Linked DNA regions of Homo sapiens: region 2 is linked to region 1. Evidence: chromatin loops called from intact Hi-C (ENCODE). Cell type or tissue: B cell. All regions are shown on one strand. Each heading gives the region's core, and the rest is flanking DNA. Links, peaks and the distances in the headings are about the cores only.

Region 1 (2,897 bases), core at 264-2,763:
CGGCCTCCCAAAATGCTGGGATTACAGGCGTAAGCCACTGAGTCTGGCCTATATTTAAACATTTTGGCTGGGCATGGTGGCACATGCCTGTAATCCCAGCTACTTGAAAGGCTGAAGGGAAAGGATTGCTTAAGCCCTTGAGGAGTTTGAGGCCAGCCTGGGTGACATAGTGAGACTCCCTTTCAATAAAAAATTAAAAGTCAAGAATAATTAAATATTTGGTTGGTTATTTTTAATAATGTGAGCAGCTTCAAACCCACCACCATAAAATAAAGGCTAGGACTTTAACAATAACCCAAGTAACATACTCCACCTCCCATCCTACCCTGACCAGCCCATTCTCTGCTGTCCCACCCAAGGCAACCATTGTCCGAATTCCATGTGCACTTTTTTTCTTTTTACATGGTTTGCTTTATTTTTATTTATTTTTATTTATTTATTTATTTACTTACTTACTTACTTTTTGAGATGGAGTCTCGCTCTTGTCGCCCAGGCTGGAGTGCAATTGTACGATCTCAGCCCACTGCAACCTCCGCATCCAGGGTTCAAGCAATTCTCCTGCCTCAGCCTCCCGAGTAGCTGGGATTACAGGCCTGCACCACCACACCCAGCTAATTTTTTTTGTATTTTTAGTAGAGATGGGATTTCACCATGTTGGCCAGGCTGGTCTCGAACTCCTGCCCTCAGGTGATCCACCCGCCTTGGCCTCCCACAGTGCTGGGATGACAGGTGGTGAGCCACCGTGCCCGGCCTGGTGCTTCGTCTTTAGTAGTTGCCCAGTTGTCTCCCAGGAAAGTGACTTGGGCCACAGAACCGTGGGTTTTGTCTTCATTCAAGGCCCAAACATCTCTACTGACCTGTGTCTGAGAAGCACACAGAGAAGTGTGGGCAGTTTCCTCAGTGGGAGCCGCCCTCAGAAAATCACTGATGAAGCAAGAAGTCAGGACACCACGGACACCACCAGCAGTTCATGCTGTGCGTGTGTTTGATCCACTGGTGACATTTGCAAGAGAATCCAAAAGCCCCTGTGGGAGGTGTGGAGGCATGCCGTATGCCTCATCTGGTGACACTGAGGAATGAAGAATTAGCAGTACAGGCTGGGCGCGGTAGCTCACGCTTGTAATCCCAGCACTTTGGGAGGCCAAGGCAGGTGGATCACCTGAGATCAGGAGTTCGAGACCAGCCCGGCCAACTGGTGAAACCCTGTCTCTACTAAAAAAATACAAAAATTAGCTGGGTGTGGTGGTGCACGCCTGTCATCCCAGCTACTTGGGAGGCTGAGATAGGAGAATCGCTTGAACCCAGGAGGGGAGGCAGAGGTTGCAGTGAGCCGAGATGGCGCCACTGTACTCCGGCCTGGGCAAGAGCAAGACTCCAACCAAAAAAAAAAAAAAAAAGAACTAGCAGTGCCCAGGGCTGTACACCAGGTGCCAGTACTGGCAGCAATTCTTCCAGTTATTGTGATAGATTCTCATGACGCTAAAATACCCACTTTGTTATTTAACCCTTGCTAATCCACAATGAGTTGCCAAGTACCAGAATCCTTTGTTACTAACCAGACCAGGCTGTTCATTCTTGAACAGCATTGGGCATCACTTTGTTTTAATAATTCTTGTATGAGAAGAGCACTCTTTTCCTTCTGATAGCAATGTGGCTCCAACTACTGGCTGATGTGAGACGGTACCGGCAGTTCCTGGCTGTGTATTCTGCCAACATTTAGAGAAGCCACCAGCAGAGGTCACCCTAAGCACGTAAAACCAGCAAGTCAGCACCTTGCCTTGGGCTACAGAACCCGAAAGCATCTAACCTAGTTACAGTCTCATAAGGGAACTGCATTCTTGGTCCAATCAAAGGGTCCACATGCCCCAACAGCAGTTAGGATGCTGGTAGACCACTGCGAACACAAGTTCCACTCCCCCAGAGATGGATTCACTCACCAAGGCATGATCAGAAGTGGCCTTCCTCCCCAGCAGCATTTACAAGCTGGAGTACAGTGCTTGGAGGGTGGTGGGGAACTGCCCTGGTTTTTTTGTTTTTTGGGGGACCCAGTTTCACTTTTCTTGCCCAGGCTGGAGTGCACTGGCGCGATCTTGGCTCACCGCAACCTCCGCCTACTGGATTCAAGCGATTCTCCTGCCTCAGCCTCCCAAGTAGCTGGGATTACAGGCACGCACCACCACGCCTGGCTAATTTTGTATTTTTAGTAGAGATGGGGTTTCTCCATGTTGGTCAGGCTGGTCTTGAACTCCCGACCTCAGGCGATCTGCCCGCCTTGGCCTCCCAAAGTTTTGGGATTACAGGCGTGAACCACCGCGCCTGGCCGCCCTGGTCTTTCAGTTAGAAAGCACCCAAATTGAGGTGCAGGAGGACTCACATGGAGGTGTCTGTGGCTGTGTCCCCCAGAAACCCTGCTCTGGACAAGGATGAGGTACCCCTGTAGTTAATGTCTGAGGATTCAGGGAGCCTTGGACCTGGTAGATGGGCAGCAAGGAGGGGCTGGTAAGACCTAAGAACTGCAGCCTCTGGAAGGGTCGTCTCCCCAGGGCCCCTCAGCACATGTATTCAGCTCCCCTTCTAGTGACTGCTGAAGCTTTCAGGCCTTTGGGGGTTTTGCCTCCCTGCGTTCTTCTCTGAAGGCTCCAAGTGCCTTCTTTCATGTGGGTCTCCCATCCGCTTTGTGTCTGCCATAATTTAGCTTTCGACAATGGAGTTCTGTCTTATCGATCCTACTCACGATCTATGGCCACATCTTTCCTTCCTCGCGCCCTCCCTTCCTTCCTTGCTTCGTGATCTCGGCTCACTGGAACCTCTGGCTCCTGGGTTCAAGAGATTCTCCTGCCCCAGCCTCCTGAGTAGCCGGGATTACAGGCACCTGCCACCACGCCTGCCTAATTTTT
Region 2 (2,897 bases), core at 398-2,897, 210 kb after region 1:
CCAAGCCCTGCGGCGCCCGCCGGACCGGTTCAGCTGGGGCGCTTTTCCTGCGGGCGCCCTGCGACCGCACCTTGGTCACCCCCAGGGGCCACTCCGGGAGCCCCAGGACCCGCACCCACGCCCCCCGGGGCCGCGCGTCTGGCGCAGGGTGCGGTGTGCCCGGGCGCCGGCGGGGGGCGCGCTGGCTGCCGCCCTGCGCGGCTTGGCGGGCGCTGGTGGGACCGGGCCGCTGTCCGCCGAGGGCCGCGGGATCGCAGCCCTGCGCCGCGGTACCCGGCATCTGGGGCCCAGGCCCACCCCGCTCCGCCACCCCTACCCACTCCCCTCCGCCTTTCCTGCCCCGGCCTGCGGCGGTTTCGGGGAAGGGGGCCTGCGCGGCGGGACAGTTAGTCAGCCCCCGCGAAACCTGCGAGTCGACACCTGCGGGAGGCGGTGGCCCCGTTACGCCCCGCCCCTCCCCGCCCGGACTCGGCCGCCCCCGCGCCGCGCCCCGCCCCGCGCCGCCAGCCCGGAAGGAGCCGGCCGGCCTGAGTGCCCGCGGCGGCTGAGTCAGGCGGCGAGCGCGGCCCGTTACCGCCGGCGCCGGGGGCCGGGGTGGCGCTGTGGTTTCGGTGCGGGCCGCGGGCGGGAGGGAGGCGGCCTAACGAGCTCTCGGCACGCACCCTCCCCCGCCCTGCTCCTGTCCTGTCCCGCGAGGGCCCCGGCGCCCAGCTCTGGCGTCGGCCCCGAGAGCCCTGGTCTCACCGTGGGAGCCGGGCGCGGGTCCCGCCGGCATCTGCGCGGCGTCTGGGGGTGACCGCAGCCCCTCGGGGTCGGCAGCGGGCCCCGCGCTCCCGGTGGCTGCGGCCTGAGGGTCCCTCTTCCCTGCGCAGGGGCCCGCGCGCCTCACCATGGGGCCCCTGAGCCGGGACGCCTGGGCCCAGCGCTTGGGGGCCTTCCGGGCCAGCCCGTCTGCCTTCATGGCAGGTCCCGAGGGGGAGGATTTGGGTCGCGACCTGCTGAGCGACCTGAGAAGTGAGAAGCTGAGCGAACAGACCAAGGTAGGCCCCCACGCGTCCCCTGCGCCGTTCCGCAGGGTCACCCCAGCCCGCCGCGTCATGAACCTCATCTTCGTGATTCCCTCCTAATCCCCCATCCAGGTTTCCCTGCTGGCCCTGAGCATGGAGTACCCTGCGCAGCTGTGGCCCGACGCCTCTGCGGCCGAAGTGGCCGCCACCTCCCTGTTGGACACCTTGGTCCTCCTACCCCCGCGGCCCTCAGCTCTCCGTCGGCCACTGCTGCTGGCGGCCACCACTGCCCTGGCGGCGGGCGGCGCGCTGGGCCCCACCTCGGGCGCCTCCTGCCGGCTCCTGCCCCTACTGCTCGGCCTGGCCGCGGGTAGCGATCTGGGGCGAGGCTTTGTCCCCGCCTCGGAACAGCGCCCCTTGCAGGCCACGGCCTGCGAGTGCCTGCGAGAGCTAGAGAGCTGCAAGCCCGGGCTGCTGGGGGGCTCCCTGGGGTTGCTGCGGGGCCTGCTGGGGCAGGAAGGCCCTGTCCAGCCACTCAGCCTGTTGCTGGCCCTCGCTTTGCGCAACACCTTGGTGCTCCAGTCCCGGGTTGGGGCTGGCCTGGGGGGACTGCTCACGGATAAGGTCTCCCCAACTGGGGGTGGTCCCTGGGATTGGACACTAGTGGAGGAGGGCGATGGACGCCTTCAGCCCCAGGCACCCAGCTGGCCGGCAGCTGAGGAGGGAGAGGGGGAGCGTAGCCTTACAGCACGAGAGCACAGCCCTGAGGAGGCGCGGGAGCTGCGGGCTGCGGTGATCCAGCTTCTGGACACCTCCTATCTGCTCACTCCTGTGGCCCAGGCCCAGCTCCTGTGGCTGCTGGGCTGGGCCCTGCGGGGTCTGCAGGGACAGCCACCGGCACTCTTCAAGCCGCAGCTGGTACGGCTGCTAGGCACAGCACAGCTGACACTGTTGCACGCCATGCTTGCGCTCAAGGCGGCCTTTGGTGAGGCCTTGTTCACAGCCCAGGATGAAGCGTTGCTGCTCCGCCGGCTCACCTTGGCTGCCCAGCACCCTGCTCTGCCTCCGCCCACCCATCTCTTTTACCTTCACTGCGTCCTGAGCTTCCCTGAGAACTGGCCGCTGGGCCCTGAAGGTGAGGAGGCTGCCCCACTGCTGCTAGGGCCCCAGCTATGCCGTGGTCTCCTGCCCAGTCTCCTGCATGACCCAATGGCCCTCCTGGCCCGCCTGCATTTACTGTGCCTGCTCTGTGCCGAGGAGGAAGAAGAGGAGAAAGGCCAGCTTCCAAGCCCACGGCACTACCTGGAAGAGCTGCTGGCTGGCTTGCGGCAGCGGGCAGCCCTGGATGGGGGCCCCCGGGCCTTGGCCACTCTCTGCTTCCAGGCCTCGTATCTGGTGGCCTGCTGCCTGGCTGGGCAACCTACGGTGCTGACCCCCTTGATCCACGGACTGGCCCAGCTGTACCAAGCCCGGCCCATGCTGGCTCCCCACTTTGTGGACCTCTTGGATCAGGTGGACTCTGAGCTGAGGGAGCCCCTGAAGGTGGTGTTGCGGCAGGTGGTGGTGTCCAGGCCGGGCAGGGATGAAGCTCTTTGCTGGCACCTGCAAATGCTGGCAAAGGTGGCAGATGGAGATGCCCAGAGTGCTACCCTCAACTTTCTACAGGCCGCGGCTGCCCACTGCACGAACTGGGACCTACAGCAGGGCCTGCTGCGGGTCTGCCGGGCGCTGCTGCGGGCAGGGGTGAGGGGCGGCCTGGTCGACTTGCTGCAGGTGCTGGCCAGGCAGCTGGAGGACCCTGATGGGCGTGACCACGCCCGCCTCTACTACATCCTGCTGGCACACCTGGCAGCACCCAAGTTGGGGGTGGCCCTGGGCCCCTCGCTTGCC

Evidence for each region. Hi-C counts contacts between places; a loop is a spot of excess contacts. Peaks named below come from ENCODE experiments on the same cell type or tissue, not always from the same donor. Only the 100,000 strongest peaks of a DNase experiment are listed, where the experiment ranks them.
Region 2: a loop joins it to region 1, with 17 times the contacts of the local background. A loop is called at or near these places in 30 of 110 quality-filtered maps.

What each region holds. Positions count from the first base shown.
Region 1 is chr11:65,987,972-65,990,868 of GRCh38, reverse strand. No RefSeq gene overlaps it. Among named protein-coding and RNA genes, the nearest start is that of EIF1AD, 13 kb to the left of the region's middle. RefSeq lists an enhancer at 1,438-1,507. In B cell, for the core only: CTCF peaks have their summits at 1,421 (motif pointing right) and 1,630; a DNase peak (open chromatin) is centred at 1,718.
Region 2 is chr11:65,778,585-65,781,481 of GRCh38, reverse strand. AP5B1 (adaptor related protein complex 5 subunit beta 1) reads left to right here and starts at 506. Exons shown (of 2, transcript NM_138368.5): 1 at 506-1,040; 2 at 1,140-2,897. The coding sequence starts at 891. RefSeq lists silencers at 53-792, 833-1,012, 1,163-1,432 and an enhancer at 522-1,424. In B cell, for the core only: CTCF peaks have their summits at 1,173 and 1,372 (motif pointing left); DNase peaks (open chromatin) are centred at 441, 1,341 and 2,580; H3K4me3 peaks cover 1,375 bases; H3K27ac peaks cover 814 bases.